Linked DNA regions of Homo sapiens: all the other regions are linked to region 4. The links are chromatin contacts, found by Hi-C or POLR2A ChIA-PET in ENCODE. All regions are on one chromosome and are shown on one strand. Each heading gives the region's core, a stretch centred on a gene start or an enhancer-like site at or near the end of the contact. The rest is flanking DNA. Distances are from core to core; before and after follow the strand shown. Region 1 overlaps CDKAL1 (CDKAL1 threonylcarbamoyladenosine tRNA methylthiotransferase). Region 2 overlaps CASC15 (cancer susceptibility 15). Region 3 overlaps CASC15 (cancer susceptibility 15). Region 4 has its middle 73 kb from the start of LINC00581.

Evidence for each region. A loop is a pair of places that touch in the nucleus more often than their neighbours do. ChIA-PET counts read pairs that join two places held with the same protein, here RNA polymerase II (POLR2A). Pooled maps may share reads with other maps.
Region 1: a map of GM12878 shows a loop between it and region 4 (7-fold over the local background). The contact joins two enhancer-like sites. A Hi-C loop is called at or near these places in 1 of 168 maps with a recorded cell type or tissue (GM12878), 37 of 37 single-sample maps with no recorded cell type and 13 of 50 pooled maps. POLR2A ChIA-PET finds 5 or more read pairs at or near these places in 1 of 52 experiments (activated CD4-positive, alpha-beta T cell).
Region 2: a loop to region 4 is called in a pooled map, with 9 times the contacts of the local background. The contact joins two enhancer-like sites. A Hi-C loop is called at or near these places in 7 of 37 single-sample maps with no recorded cell type and 10 of 50 pooled maps.
Region 3: a loop to region 4 is called in a pooled map, with 8 times the contacts of the local background. The contact joins two enhancer-like sites. A Hi-C loop is called at or near these places in 2 of 37 single-sample maps with no recorded cell type and 5 of 50 pooled maps.

What each region holds. Positions count from the first base shown.
Region 1 is chr6:20,875,128-20,878,853 of GRCh38, reverse strand. The region is part of intron 9 of CDKAL1 (CDKAL1 threonylcarbamoyladenosine tRNA methylthiotransferase); the gene reads right to left. Among named protein-coding and RNA genes, the nearest start is that of CDKAL1, 340 kb to the right of the region's middle. RefSeq lists enhancers at 1,001-1,230, 574-1,773. Within about 2 kb of position 1,358, at least 17 of the 41 ENCODE cell types and tissues checked have a DNase peak (open chromatin) inside an H3K27ac peak, as active enhancers do; they include GM12878, where a contact is called at or near this core.
Region 2 is chr6:22,060,701-22,064,409 of GRCh38, reverse strand. All of the region lies in intron 8 of CASC15 (cancer susceptibility 15), which reads right to left. Among named protein-coding and RNA genes, the nearest start is that of NBAT1, 85 kb to the left of the region's middle. Within about 2 kb of position 1,274, at least 3 of the 41 ENCODE cell types and tissues checked have a DNase peak (open chromatin) inside an H3K27ac peak, as active enhancers do.
Region 3 is chr6:22,023,332-22,027,424 of GRCh38, reverse strand. All of the region lies in intron 7 of CASC15 (cancer susceptibility 15), which reads right to left. Among named protein-coding and RNA genes, the nearest start is that of NBAT1, 120 kb to the left of the region's middle. RefSeq lists enhancers at 1-299, 1,315-1,484. Within about 2 kb of position 1,569, at least 12 of the 41 ENCODE cell types and tissues checked have a DNase peak (open chromatin) inside an H3K27ac peak, as active enhancers do.
Region 4 is chr6:21,436,907-21,440,587 of GRCh38, reverse strand. No RefSeq gene overlaps it. Among named protein-coding and RNA genes, the nearest start is that of LINC00581, 73 kb to the left of the region's middle. Within about 2 kb of position 1,972, at least 4 of the 41 ENCODE cell types and tissues checked have a DNase peak (open chromatin) inside an H3K27ac peak, as active enhancers do; they include GM12878, where a contact is called at or near this core.

The sequences.
Region 1 (3,726 bases), core at 109-2,608, 560 kb after region 4:
GCCCACGTTGGCCTCGCAAAGTGCTGGGATTACAGGCGTGAGCCACCATGCCCTGCCGAAGGGGGATATTTCTTTAAAATCTGATAGAGTTGCTATGGTTAGCTATTTATTTATTTATGAGACAGAGTCTTGCTCTGTCACCCAGGCTGGAGTGCAGTGGCATGATCTCAGCTCACTGCAACCTCCGCCCACTCCCCGAGTTCAAGCGCCTCAGCCTCCTGAATAGCTGGGATTACAGGCATGCATCACCACACCCGGCTAATTTTTTATGTTTTTGGTAGACACGGGGTTTCACCATGTTGGCCAGGCTGGTCTTGAACTCCTGATCTCAAGTGATCCGCCGGCCTCCGCCCCTCAAAGTGCTGGGATTACAGGCGTGAGCCACTGCACCTGGCCGCTAAGGTTGGCTTTAAAGATTTACTGATTTACTTAACACTTGAAGGAGTTCAGGACAATAATACCGCATGTAGGAAAAAAGGCAGGGTAGGTTCTGTGACAGGTAAGCAAAGCCTATGGGCGAGGGGAGAGAGGAGCTTATTAGGTACGAACAGATAAGAAATTCGATCTTGTTGTTCCCAGTTACTATCTAAAGCCTGGGTCTCCACTCCATTCCACCAGCAAAATTTTACTGAGAATCTGTATGTATGAGACACTTAATGGTATACAGATAAAATCATCTTACAGTCTAGTAGGGGCGACAAGACATAACACAAATAAGTATAATACAAAGTGCAAAACAGTAAAATACCATTAAATACCACAGTATTGCCAAGAAGGAAGAAATTCCTCCTGGTAGGAGAAATTAGAGCAAGTTTCAAAACTAATGTGGTAATTTTGAGCTCATCCTGAACGAAAGAAATAGGGTCAGCAAAGACCCATCATCTTTGTAGGAAAGCTTGAGACACATACGGAAAAGTATAAGTAAGTGCATTTGACAGGAGCAGCAGGAAGTGGGGTGGTTAGGGCTAAGGCTAGAAATAGAGACCACAGATGGCCAAAATTCCCAGCCTAAGGGGCTAGGATTATAACCATACAAAGCCAACTACAGACATTTTAAGCAGTCAAGGGCCAAGTCAAAACAGGATAAGAGGTTCTGCTTCTAGGAGAAGGAGGACATAATTCAGAGCTACCCTAATGCACAAGTTTAAAACAAGGACTAAGTCATGAGTCATGTGTGCATGAGTAAGAGTAAGAAATGAACACAGAACTAATTTCGGGTCACAAACAAGTTTTCTGAGTTCATACTGAACTACAGCTGAGGAAGCAGAGTCAAGGGCCAGCTGCGGTAATACACAGTGAGTCACTAGTAAATCAGTGACACAGGTCTCAGCCCCAGGGCAGTGACCTCAGACTGGCCCGCATAATGGTCAGATAGGTATACCTTGGTCCTAGTCAGCCTGTGAGGACACCTGAAGTTTCTGTGAAAACAGGAACAGGACAGCAAGTTTGGACAAAGTGAGGATCTGAAAACTCCAAGGATACTTTCAAGATATTAGGCTAAAAATCCCTAAATCTCATCAGATATTAGATGGCAAAGACTTGTAGATGACGTTCACAAATCTGTCCAGGTCAGAATCACCATGCTTATTTAACAGTTGAGGTGTTTTCATATCCCTCAGTCGTAATTGCTATTATGAACATATTTTTTGTAAAGTGCTCCACATTTTACAACACTGCCTGCAGGAATGCTTCCCTAACCACAAAAGTCTTTCCCATCACAATGTAAATGCTTATTGATTCCACCGTATTCACAGCAGTCTACAGCATCCTCCATTTAGAATATAAGCTTCAGAAGGCCAGAATTGGAACCATCATCACCAGACCTTCCAATACACAGCACATACTATGTGTTAAATAAAAGTGTTGATTGAACAAGTGTATTGACTTTTTAGCTGGTTCTAGTTAGCATTTAAATTTATAATATGTAGAAGACTAATTTGTAATAAAAAGACTGACAATAAAAAGTAAGAGAGGAGATAGGTAGCTCTGTGTGTACGTGTGTGTGTGTATATCATAAAGGAATTAGCCAACCTTTTAACTAGTTGTTTTTCATTAATTAAAGGCACTAAAGCAAATACTCAAAAGAAAACTATCCTCACCAATGTGAGGAAAGAAAACAAAATGTTTAATGATTACACACTGAATTCTACGCCTGCCTGTTACAAGTGGCTAAGAAGCAACAGAATTTGCATTCATATCTAGGTCTGCCTGACTTCAAAATTCATATTCTTTCCAAGAAATCCCTGTCTCCTGCATGCTCAAAATAAAAGTTTTAGGAATAAAAAAGTACACAAAGAAAAAATATTAACGAATTTAATCCTTAGAATGAAGCATTAATCCCATCAATGCACAAATGCTGTCATTTTGCCTAAAATATGTCCACTACATAAGAGACAATTGCCAAAGAAGGTTTTGGGGATTTTTTCCTCCAAGGCTGACTCCACACTCAACAGTAGTGGCACCCTGAATGTCCTGTCATGTTAGCAGCAAGCAGTAGTAATCTATCCTCCGCATTTGTACTGACGGCATCTTTAGAGAAAGTACACCCTTACATCCTGCCCCAAGTGAAAGAATCTGCTGCTTAAAGTTGCAGTGACTTTTCTAATCCCCAGTCCAGCTCTGCCAGTTTTAAACTACAGGTTCTTATATTTATCAGCAGAAACCCACCAGGGTGCTCAGATCCTGAGTCAGCTTCAAAAACCCCAGCAGCAGCTGGTAAAAATGGAATGCTAATTCATTACAGATGGTAAAACACTGCCTACATTTTAATTTATTTACATTTTCAGAAATTTTGAATCTGCAGTTAGATTGCCAAATTATTTTAACATGTAAGTTTAGCCTTTTTCAATTCGGTCTGTGCTTAATAAAAATTAATGTTTATCTGTTAAAAATTCTTTCAACAAGCCCAATTAGTCCTATGTTCCCACAGTTTATATTTTTAAAGCTATTTAAGCTAGTAAGCCTTTTTTTCAATTTCTTATTATACAAATCACACACAGAGTCAGGACAAAACTGGGTCTAAATCATACCAAAATGTTTCAAATAGATCTATTATATATGAGGATAATTTTCAGTAGCTTTGTATTTTCCACAATTGCCATGTTTAGTAATGTGAAACTAATAAATTAATAAATTGTAAGATTATTAAATAGCTTTACAGACCCTATTTTTTTTCATTAGTGAAGGTAATAGAGACAGAGAACACATTATTACTTAATTTTTAAAAGCCAAGGGAACAGAGAAAGGATATACCCAAATTAAATGCTTACAGCGCTGCTGCCCTCTCCTGGAATCAATCTTCCAACCCCCCTCCCCACATCTCAGAGACAATGGTGAACATGAAATATTATAACTGTACATACTGAAACATTTTATAAGAGTGGGAAGCACTATTTTTTTTCTTTTATCAATTCAAAGGTCTACAAAGATACAGAATGATCAAGTCATATGTAACCATCTCTTCAAATGCTCAGTGCTTACTTGGAAGCATGTCTTGCCACCTACTTATCAAAAGGGCTAGACTTTTTTTTTTTTTTTTTTTTTTTTTTGAGACGGAGTCTCGCTCTGTCGCCCAGGCCGGACTGCGGACTGCAGTGGCGCAATCTCGGCTCACTGCAAGCTCCGCTTCCCGGGTTCACGCCATTCTCCTGCCTCAGCCTCCCGAGTAGCTGGGACTACAGGCGCCTGCCACCGCGCCCGGCTAATTTTTTGTATTTTTAGTAGAGA
Region 2 (3,709 bases), core at 25-2,524, 620 kb before region 4:
TATTTTTAAATGTCTAGATATTGACATTCTCTCTTTATCTCATGGCCCACTTGAGTTTTGCTTTAAATTGGTGCCTGTGTTGATGCATGCACACACATATTTACATATACATATATGTGTGTACACAAACGTCTACTCTACATATGCAAACTCCACCTCCTGGGTTCAAGCGATTCTCCTGCCTTAGCCTCCCGAGTAGCTGGGATTACAGGCGTGTGCCACCACACCCAGCTAATTTTTGTATTTTTAGTAGGGACAGAGTTTCCCCACATTGGCCAGGCTGGTCTCAAACTCCTGACCTCAGGTGATCCGCCTGCCTCAGCCTCCTAAAGTGCTGGGATTACAGGCGTGAGCCACCACGCCCAGCCTTGTGTGGTTTTTTAAAACCACTCCATACATACACATTTGATAGATATTGATAGATATGTATACACACATATGCATACATACAGAGATTCAAGACCTTACATTTTCCCCCTTAGGCTTAGCAAATCAATTAATACTAATGTTTTCTTGTTTACTATTTTATTTCATTTATTTATTTATTTCTGAGACAGGGTCTCGCTCTGTTGCCCAGGCTGGAGTGCAGTGGCGCAACCATGGCTCACTGCAGTTTCGACCTCCCAGGCTTAAGGGATCCTTCCACCTCTGCCTCCAAGTAGCTGGGAGAACAAGGGGACACCACCACACAAGGCAAATTAAAAAATAAAAAATTCTTTTAGAGATGGTGTCTTTTAGAGATGTTGCCCAGGCTGATCTTGAACTCCTGGGCTCAAACAATCTTCCTGCTTCGGCCTCTCAAAGAGCTGGTATTATAGACCTGAGCCACCACACCCGGCCTCTTGTTTACTGTTTTAAAGGAGTAATCCCAGGGGTGTTCTCACTGCAAAACACCACTGAAAGAAAATAAAACACTATTTCTCCTGGATTCTTCTCCTCACCATTAAACAAGTGAGTAAACAGCAAAGAAGCCTACTTCAGAACTACCTGACCTGCTCACCCCACTGAGCTGCCAAGAGCTGCACCCACTGTGTCCCACAAGCATGACAGGCTCGGCTCTGCAGGGAATGGGCACAGCCCCACACAGTCATCGCAACCGACATCTGTGGGCAAGACGCCGAGGTACACCTCAATCACGTGTGCCTGTCACAGAACGCTCGCTCACGCACCTGCTTCAACCGTGTGAGCTCAGCCTGTGGGTTTTCCTTGATTGATGTTGGTGTAACTGCTTCACGCTCTCCGTGGGTGAAGGGAAGTGGGCTCTGCTCAGAGCAGTTTGTGGTGCTTCACACTTCCACTTGACATTACACAAGGAATAGCAAGTTACAGAGGGAGGCACACGCCTGCAGGCTCTCCACACCCTCACTGACGGATGGAGAAGGCATCGAACCTTAAAATAAAACAACAATGAAATAGGGGCTTTGAAAACCAGGAAACAAGCAGGCGAAGGAAGCATCTGTCTCTTTCACTCTGAGCCAACCCCAGATGAGTCACACGCGTGTGCGCGCACACACACACACACCATGCCCACCAGAGGACCACTGATTTCACCACCTCTAGGCCTTCGTAGAGGCTTTTAATGTTTCTTGACTAAGCAAATTTGTTCTTTGCCCAAACTACCACAATATTCATGAAATCATTCAGACCTAGAAAAAAAGAGAAAAAATGACTATTTGAGCAAATTTCACAACTTTCAACAAGGTTCAATCTACCCTAAGAAAAGGTTTCAATAAATTGTGCCCATGTGTATAACTTTTCAACTTTTTAACATTCATTTCTTATTTTCAAAGTAAATATTCAAGTCAGCTAAGTTACAACACCTGATTTTGGATCTTTGGAACCCCACAACTGCCATGCAAGTTCCCAGGCGAATGATCTGAAAAAACTCCACGGTCTTCAATTGCTCCCACACTTGGCTCTCCTTTTTGTTGCCTCTACTCCTCTGCTATGAGATTCGAGGCAATAACTACAATTTTAGAAAAAGTAAGAAAGCCTGATTATAAGAAAAATCAAAGAAAATATCTGCATATGTTAGAAAAGCATATGCAAAAGGAAAAAAATCCAGTTGGATGCCAAAACTTGTGTGGTTTTTAAAATTTTTATTTATTTATTCATTTTTGAGACAGAGCCTCACTCTGTTGCCCAGGCTGGAGGGCAGTGGCACCATCTCAGCTCACTGCAAAGTCCACCTCCTGGGTTCAAGCGATTCTCCCGCCTTAACCTCCCGAGTAGCTGGGATCACAGGTGTGTGCCACCACACCCAGCTAATTTTTGTATTTTTAGTAGGGACAGGGTTTCCCCACATTGGCCAGGCTGGTCTCAAACTCCTGACCTCAGGTGATCTGCCTGCCTCAGCCTCCTAAAGTGCTGGGATTACAGGCGTGAGCCACCGCGCCCAGCCTTGTGTGGTTTTTTAAAACCACTCCATACATCCCATTGGTGGACCCAGAGAAGTTCTAGCAAAAACCTAATTGTTGCTTTCATTTGAACTATGTGAAACTGTCTTTTTTTAACCCTTGAAATACTGACAATTTCAAGGGATTCACCTAAATATTTTCTCAGACTTACACATGCCACAATACTTTTGGTGATTAGGACAAAAGGTTTACAAAGGACAGAGAATCTTCATTCTCTGCATCTTCTCCTTTTCATCCACATTCTTTCCTCTTTTATTATTCACCTCCTTCACTCAAGTGGGCAGGAGCAGATGGAGGAAGGAATGGGAAGGGACCCTGAGCAATCACCTAGAACTGGACCTGGATTTCAGCCCAATTTTAGGTTCCAGAGGTAGTCCTATTCCTCCACTCATAAAAATGTCAAACAAACAAACAAACAAACAAACAAAAACCTAGGGCTCTGAAAACAGTATTTTATCTTCTCACATCTTCCCTTCCAGAGTCTTCTACTCTCATGTTGAGGTTCACTCACTCGGGGTGGGCTTAAGATCACATTTGAAACGTAACTGGTTACCTACAAACCTGGTTGGATTTTTGGACTCCGTAACTGAACTAATCACAAGTCACTTTTTACCTTTAACATCTATTTTCTCCCACTGGTCCCTGAGCTGCCTTAACATTTTCTAGCCACCTTGCCTTCTTCTAGAAAGCATTTTATTGAAAGACACAAGTTTCCCAGTAACTGTCAGAAGTAGAAGAAGAAACTACTACACTGGTATCCTTCACCATTTTGAGACAAGAGTATGCATTTAAGAGAAATATCCACATCTAAAGGAAACCCATCTATGCAGGAAGTATAAAAATAGGGGGAAGAACCTGTATTTCTGAACCATGACTATAATAACGGGGTAGTCCCTGCCCCCAGCTGGTGTGGCATCCAAAGATGTACTGAAACTTTCTGATAGATGTCAAAGGTCACACATTAGAGAAAGAAATGATGCCAACTGAATGCAATAATGTAGGGAAAAAATCCTTAAAAGTTTTAAAGAATCTGTGTGCACAAAATGCTGACAAACCTTCAACGCAGCATTGTAAGCCTAACAAAAGCTACATTCCATGCCCACCTCTAAGGAAATATATTAATTTCTACAGGGCTTTCATTTCTTTACCTTTCCTTCCATGAGGATTCAGCACATGTTCCACGTACAGGATTACTGTCAGCCTGATTTTGAATGTGATTGGGATGGGGTGCGGGGCAGAAACTTCAGAAGTATAGATGCAAAAATACAAAGCCTTGACCCGGTCAAAAGGAA
Region 3 (4,093 bases), core at 320-2,819, 590 kb before region 4:
AACCCTCTGTCTTAATCCCCTGACGCCTGGAACAAGAGCTCTAACTCAAACAGAGATGTCCGGCATTTCCAGCCAGAGACTGCCTCTATTTATTACAATCTGCATTCAAGGCACAAGGGCTGCAGACAAGCCTTAGGGAAACTGAAAGGTTTGTGATTTTTGCACTAGCAGCTGTATACATATATGTCTAACACAAACACAACACCCCCCCACCCACGTCTAAAACTTATATTGTTCCTACCAGAGGGAAAAATGATCTACTTTCCAGAACCTTCCATTTCCTAGAAGTTGGCAGAGTTTCTGTATCAGGCTGCGGCTTCTTTAGGACAGCCTGTATATTTCTGGGGAGCTAAAGGATGGAGTCTCTTTTGAAAATTAGTAAGAACAAATTAGGCCCAGTGGCCCAGGGGAGCTGTGTTGTAAAACATGAGAAAACTTTGTTTTCCAACTCTTTGGCAGTATTTTCATAAACTGATGACAATGAAAGGACAGAGATTATTTTTGTACATTGATATTATTCTAAAATATCATGGAGAAAGGTGTGAATGTTATCAGTTAAATGATTTAGTTGGGTAAATAGTGACTGCACAAAATAGAGGATTTATATCACTGGATTTTTCTAAGTACGCAATGAGGACATGTTGCTAATTATAAGAAGTTCACACATGCTACCACATAAGAATGCTTTCTACACAATCTTTCTCTTTCTCCTTAATTAATAAAAAGACCTATGTTACGCTACGGGAACATAAGAAAATTATTATGCGAAAAAAAATCACTATAATCAAGCATTGAAACTATCACTATCACACTGACCCTGAGAATTTGCTAACGTAGTTTAAAAGTAATTAAGAAGGAAAGCTAGCCTTCTACATTTTCAGTCTCGGTCACTGTGGCTACTGGGTTCATCGATGATTGCCAAATCTTGCAAAACTACAGTCCTCTTATCCATGTGGTTTTTAAAACTATAAGCTTCTATTGTGAATAAGCTTGATTTTCTGCTTTAGAAATCCATCAACTGCCAGTCTGTTCTCACGGCATATTGCTAAGAGAGACTCCACAAAGAGCCCAGGTGCATACACCATGAATCAAGTTCTTCATACATTTTAATTACAGTTTATCACAAGTGGGAGAGGTAAGTGAAGAAGGCTTCTTCATAAAATGTTCATTAGAAATGGCAATTTTCCATAGGGGAAACAAAGATGGCATCCTTCAACTTGTTAATCTGAAAAAGTCCCCAGATGTGAATTGTGCCTCTGTAAAAATCATATGCAAACCACATTTAGGCCTGTGGCTCAGCCCAAAACTTTTGAAGAGGGGAGTAAGGGACAAGGAAGGAAACGGAGTGAGCAGTGAAAGAGGAAGATGAAGTTTCTCAGACTTTGTGGACATGTACAAAACAGTTCTTTCTACTTACTATTTAAGCTATTACCCCCTTGCAGGGGGGAGGTTTGTTATCTCCTTAGCCATTTCAAAAGCCTTGGGAGGGAGCAAGCCAGTAAGGGAGTTTTTCTGTGTGTGTCTGTGAGTCAGCAGAAGCCGGAAGCCTTACAAAAAGACTTCAAACAACAAGCTGGAGAGCAGGACAATAGCTTCCACCTCCAGACAGTGAGAAATTGCATTATCCTGAGGGATCACGGCCACCCATGCTCAATGGAGATAAGTAAGAACATTCTCTGCTCTGGCCAATAGGAGATCTGCAGCTACAGCTGCTCACAGAAGCTCTGGGTGGCCTCCATTCCAGCGGCTCCAAAAGGTTTCAAGGCACAAAAACACTGCTGCCGGGTGGTGCTCCCAAGTGCAGGGGGTGGAGGGGAGAGGCTGACGAAGACGAGGGTGGCAAGCTGCATCCCCCCACCAGGTGCTCCAAATCCCCTCTCCCAGCTCAGGGAAATCACAAAGAGGTCTCCAGGCGGATTCCAGCCAGGCGGCTGGTGCAGAGCCTGTGCCTCACCACCACCCACAGCAATGAATGGAAACTGCCCCAGAGACTCCAGAAAGTGGGGAGAAATTCCCTGCTGAGCAGTTCAGTGCTCTAGGAGCAATAGTGTAATTAATGGCACTTACTGAAAGAGCGGGGCATTCCAAATTCAGCCACAAGGAAGAAAGACGCCTTACCACACACCCTACACAGCAGGCACAAAGCCCCTTGTCATGTTCCCTTTAGAGACTCAGGCAAATCTGATCAGGAACTGACATTCGCAGTACAGTTTTACATTTACCAAAAGGCATTAACTGTCCCCTGAGAGAAGAAAAAAATCTTCACATTTGACGGAAAGTTATGTGAAAGTTACAGTATGAGCTCACTTTGAGGATACCATAAGTCACATAGAGGAATTACCTGAGTAAAAACATTTATTTCACTTATTAATAGTATCTGATATCCAGTTTTATAGTACTTCTTATGTTTCCCATTGTCATAGGTTATATATATATGTTTTTAATTTATTTTGAGACAGGGTCTTGTTCTGTTGCCCAGGCTGGAGTGCAGTGGTGAGATCACAGCTCACTGCAGCCTCCAACTCCCAGGCTTAAGCAATCCTCCCACATCAGCCTCCCAAGTAGCTGAGACCACAGGCATGTGCCACCACACCCTGCTAATTTTTTTAATTTTTTTTGTAGAGACAGAGTCTCACTATATTGCCCATGTCGGTTATATTTTTAAATCTTTCCTTGCCTACAGCTAATATCTACATAGTATGTTTGATTGACAAGAAAAAAAAAAAACTAGTTGGAAAGTATCAGATATGCTGCTAATACAGAAATCTCATATTTGCATATAGTCCCCAGACCAAACAACCCCTCTGCAGAACCTAATGTTGTACAGAAACTCTTTTTAAAGAAAGAGTATATATTTTTATTTTCTTTATTTACATATATACATACACACATAAAAAGAGAGACACACTTATGAGTGTGTGTGACCGTGACAAGCAAGAAGGGATTCTAGAAGGATGCAGAAGATGGGAAAGGTAGTACTAGAACTGGAGCACTGCTACCACCTGAATGCTGACAATAACATTTCATGCAAAACCAAAATGGATGGAGGTTTTAAAAATTAAAATTAACTTGTCTGGCAACTAGTGCATTGAAGTGGAGGTTGAAAGACTAGGGAGACCTTTTCCACTCAGCCCTTGATTTGCTGTGGGGCCTACATCAAGTTGTGCTATGCCTCTGTTATAACGTCTGCAAAATGGAGATAACACTTCCTGCTACCTACCTCAGAGAGCTGTTAGAAGATTAGATACCGAAAAAGAAAATCCTCAAAGCCCTTTAAGTTTCTCATACATATAAGACATGCAATGTAATAAAACACCCGTACTCTCTACAAAAGCCCTGAGAGACTCACGGCTATAGAAATAGGAAACAGACGCCAGCTGTACAGCATGGATGCATTCACAATCAGGGAGGCTGGCTGCAGATTCCAGTGACAAGGCAGGGAAAATAACTCTGACATTCACATGTACTCAGACAAAACACCCAGGAAAAGGGAGGAAAATAGTATTGTTTCAGTAGAGCACCAGTAAGTGAAAAGAAGCAATCTTCACAGATAACATTCCTAATTCCTGCTTAAAAGTCTGGATCTACAAGAAGACAATCAAGTGACAACATTACACTGGTAGCCTTTAAGGTTTAGAAAAATCTCATATTAAAGTAAATTGGGCCAAGTAGAGTGGCTCACGCCTGTAATCCTAGCACTTTGGGAAGCTGAGATGGGAGGACCACTTGAGCCCAGTTTGAGACCAGCCTGGGCAACACAAGGATACCCCTATCTCTACAAACAATAACAATTTTAAAAATTAGCCAAGCATGGTGGCACACACCTGTGGTGCCAGCTACTCGGGAGGCTGAGGTGGGAGGATTGCTTGAGTGCAGGAGGTCAAGTCTGCAGTGAGCTGTGATCAAGCCACTGCACTCCAGCCTGGATGACAGAGCAAGCCTCTGTCTCAAAAATAAAATAAAATAAGTAAATTGGCTCTCTAGAGGGGTAAGGGTAATAACCCCCACACTGAACAAAATGTAAAGAAGAGAATGCATAAATTACAGTATTTTAAATTAATTTATACTGGAAACAAAAGCCATGCTTGACTGT
Region 4 (3,681 bases), core at 723-3,222:
AAAGGGGATATTTGGTAGTCACAAGTGAGGGAAGATGTTTTATTGGCATCTAGTTGGTAGAGGCCTGGGATGTTTACTAAAACATCTTATAACGTACAGGACAGCCTTCCCCCCATAACAAAGAATTGCCTACTAAAAATGTAATAGTACCAATGTTGAGAAACCGTGGTCTGCAGAAATTGATTAATACAATTTCAAAAGACCTTAATGTGAATAAGTAAATAATCTACACATCTATATCTCTGTAAAGGAATATATATAATCTAGTAATCTATAATCAATACATTGCTATCTGCAACATAAAGGACCTGGGGCCAGACGCATCCCAGGCATGGCGCATGAAACAAAGAACATGGAAGAAGAGAAGAGAATTCGGAGCAGACCAGCTCAGGCCACTTTTTCGGACTCTGACAGTGATGTGTCACCAGCATGTCAGTGAGGAAGAACTGAGGTGCTCTCAGACAATTAATCAGTGGCTTATACCTTGTGGCACACACTCCTGAGTTTGAGGAGTCACCACAAATATACACAACAAATCTCATTAAGTCCTATGTTAAGGGCCTTGTAGTTACCATTCAGATTAGTTGGTACCTTCCATCATAAAGATGTTGAAGTTCAAACTGAACAAAGTTAAGACAGTAATTCATTTCAATGAAGTTTATTTCTGCCTGAGCATAACATGTGTTTTAAAAAAGTTGAGAAATTGGCTAAAGGCGGTCCTGACCCTGTAACACCCTGGGAATTGCTTTTCTTTTGAAGGTGTGCCCGATTTCAACTGGTTTATTTGCCATGTGCTTTTTCTTATTCCAAGGTAATAAAGAGTTCTGATTATTTCAGCTTTCTTGTTGCTTGAGTTTTAGCACAGAGTTGTGACTGTAGTTGGATTTGATGCACTAAGTATTTAGAATTGTTGGATCAAAGGTTTTGGGAACTTTGGCTAAGTATTTGGAACTGCTACTTCTCTGTTTCAGTCTTTATTTAAGGAGAAGCACAGTGCTTATCACTGAAGTTCTTCACAAATAACTGCAGAAAAATACGTTTCCTTATTTCGTGCCCAGGGATGGAAATCTCTATTCCTCCTCCACTCCACACTATCTCATTCTGAAAATTATCCTTCTTTGAATGTCCAGTCCTGCCACTCCTCTTCCCTTAACTTCTTCTCAAAGCACAACTGTTGCTTTGAGATTTAGCTAAATAAAGCTTTCCCATTCGTGCATTTGCATTTTTATTTCCAGGGCACCTTGGGTTATTTCTTAAACAGGCAGAAGGTGGTGTTCTTTTAAACTCACAATCTCTAAAATTGAGGCACAAATAAGGCTCCACTTGGAAGTGAAAATAAATTGGTTAGTGATTGGTGAAAGAAAATTATCTTGTTATAGAAACCACTTAAGGAAGACCAGGATTGGTCTGCAAATAGTGTGCTACATCATTCAACCACAGGAAGAGAAAAAGGAAACCACATCACTTTACATAACGTTAGTACCTCATATAACCTTCCAGGCCCTCCTCCTCTAGCCAGATTCATCATCTGCCTTTAAAGGATAATAATTTTCTGGAGTAAGACATATCTAGGAAAAGTATACTTTGGATAAAAATAAACGTAACTAATTTATATTCTATGTGCTATATAGCTATGTTTTAGAGCAGAGGGAATACTGGATTGAGTTGGAAGAGTTCACAAGTATTCCAGCTCTCTTTCTGGATAACATTGCCTTCTTTCACCTTTTTAAATTTAGACATGACCACATGAATGGCTTTGACTAATGAAATATGAGCAGAAGTGAGACACATCGCTTTGAGTCAGCTTTGAGAGGAACTGATCATGGCAATATGCACCACTCTAGAACTTTGAGGTACTTAGATCATCAGAGGCCCTCTGCAGACCCACTTTGCATATGCGGTGGGAAACGTTAAGTCACAGAGGTTTGGGGTTTTTCTTTATTGTGGCATATCCTAGCCTGTCCTGAGTAATCCAACACATCCCTTGATATCTAGTATCTTATTTTTGCCTCCTGTGCCTTTTCCCAAATACTACATACTTCCTGTCAACCTAACATGGGAGACAGAATTTAATAAACACACTTGAAAGTGATCATTTCAAAGAGAAAATACATTTAAAGCACAGAGAGCAGCATCAAGAAAAGAGTGATCGTATGTCAGCAGCCGTTTTGGTGGCCATTGCGGGTGTATGGTTTCTGTTTTGCTTTCACAGAGCCTTTCACCATGTTGAATATGACCATCTGCTCCACTTTTTTTTTTGAGACAGAGTCTCACTTTGTCACCAGGCTGGAGTGCAGTGGCGCGATCTTGTCTCACTGCAACCTCTGCCTCCCGGGTTCAAGCGATTCTCCTGCCTCAGCCTCCTGAGTAGCTGGGATTACAGGCGCACCACCACGCCCAGCTAATTTTTATATTTTTTGTAGAGATGGGGTTTCAGCATGTGGGCCAGGGTGGTCTCGATCTCTTGACCTTGTGATCCGCCTGCCTCGGCCTCCCAAAGTGCTGGGATTACAGGCATGAGCCACTGCACCCGGCCTCTGCTCCACTTTTTATCCATGCCAGTTCAAAACTGTAACCGCAGAATAATTTTTAATGAGCAATTTTTCCATGCCCTGGCTTTGGTTGCAGGCAGTTCTCCATTATGTTTGATGTTTGTGGTCCTTATTGGACTGTATTAGAATGGAGACTAACAACTCGGAGAACACCTGCAGTGTCTGAGACTCTGGATCCAACTTTTCCATGCACTTTTTTTTTCAGTTTGTGTGCTAACCACAAGCATGCAGGCATGAAGGATGAATACTAATCAAAAGGGAAAACTGAGTTGGTTATGGCAATGTCTCAGCTGGAAATTCCTCTTGCCACCAGGGCATGTGTCGAACACATGACTATTGCTGGTGGTGGCAGATGCTGTGCACCAGCTGCCTACCAGTCACTTGAAAGTTCATTTATTTATTTTTTTGGTTTCCACTTAATTTGCTATTTTATCAAAATGAAATGTGTACATAATTTTTAAAAATCAAACAATTCTACAAGCCCTATAATGAAAAATTACAGCCCACCGCTGCAATCCCTCCTGACCCTTCGTTTCTACTCCTTGGATTATCCACTTAAAAATCTCATCACTGTTTTTGTTTCCATGTGTCTAACTAACATGCGACTACTGTGTGGCATCATTTTTTAGATATAAATAGATACATTAGGCCGGGCGTGGTGGCTCACGACTGTAATTCCACCACTTTGGGAGGCCAAGGCGGGTGGATCACCTGATGTCAGGAGTTTGAGACCAGCCTGACCAACATGGTGAAACTCTGTCTCTACTAAAAATACACAAATTAGCCGTGTGCCTGTAATCCTAGCTACTCGGGAGGCTGAGGCAGGAGAATTGCTTGAACCCGGGAGGCGGAGGTTGCAGTGAGCTAAGATGGCGCCATTGCATTCAGCCTGGGCAACAGAATGACACTCTGTCTCAAAAAAAAAAAAAAAAAGTATTGATTTTCCATTGCAAAACACAAAAACTTGGCTTTATTGCATTATCACCTTTTCTACACACACACACACATATGCACACAGCATCAATTAGTTTTTGCTGTGTAACAAACCACCCCAAAATTTACTGGCTGAAAGCAACCATTTATTTACTCAAAACTCTGTGGATCAGCAATTTTAACTTGGCTGAGCTGG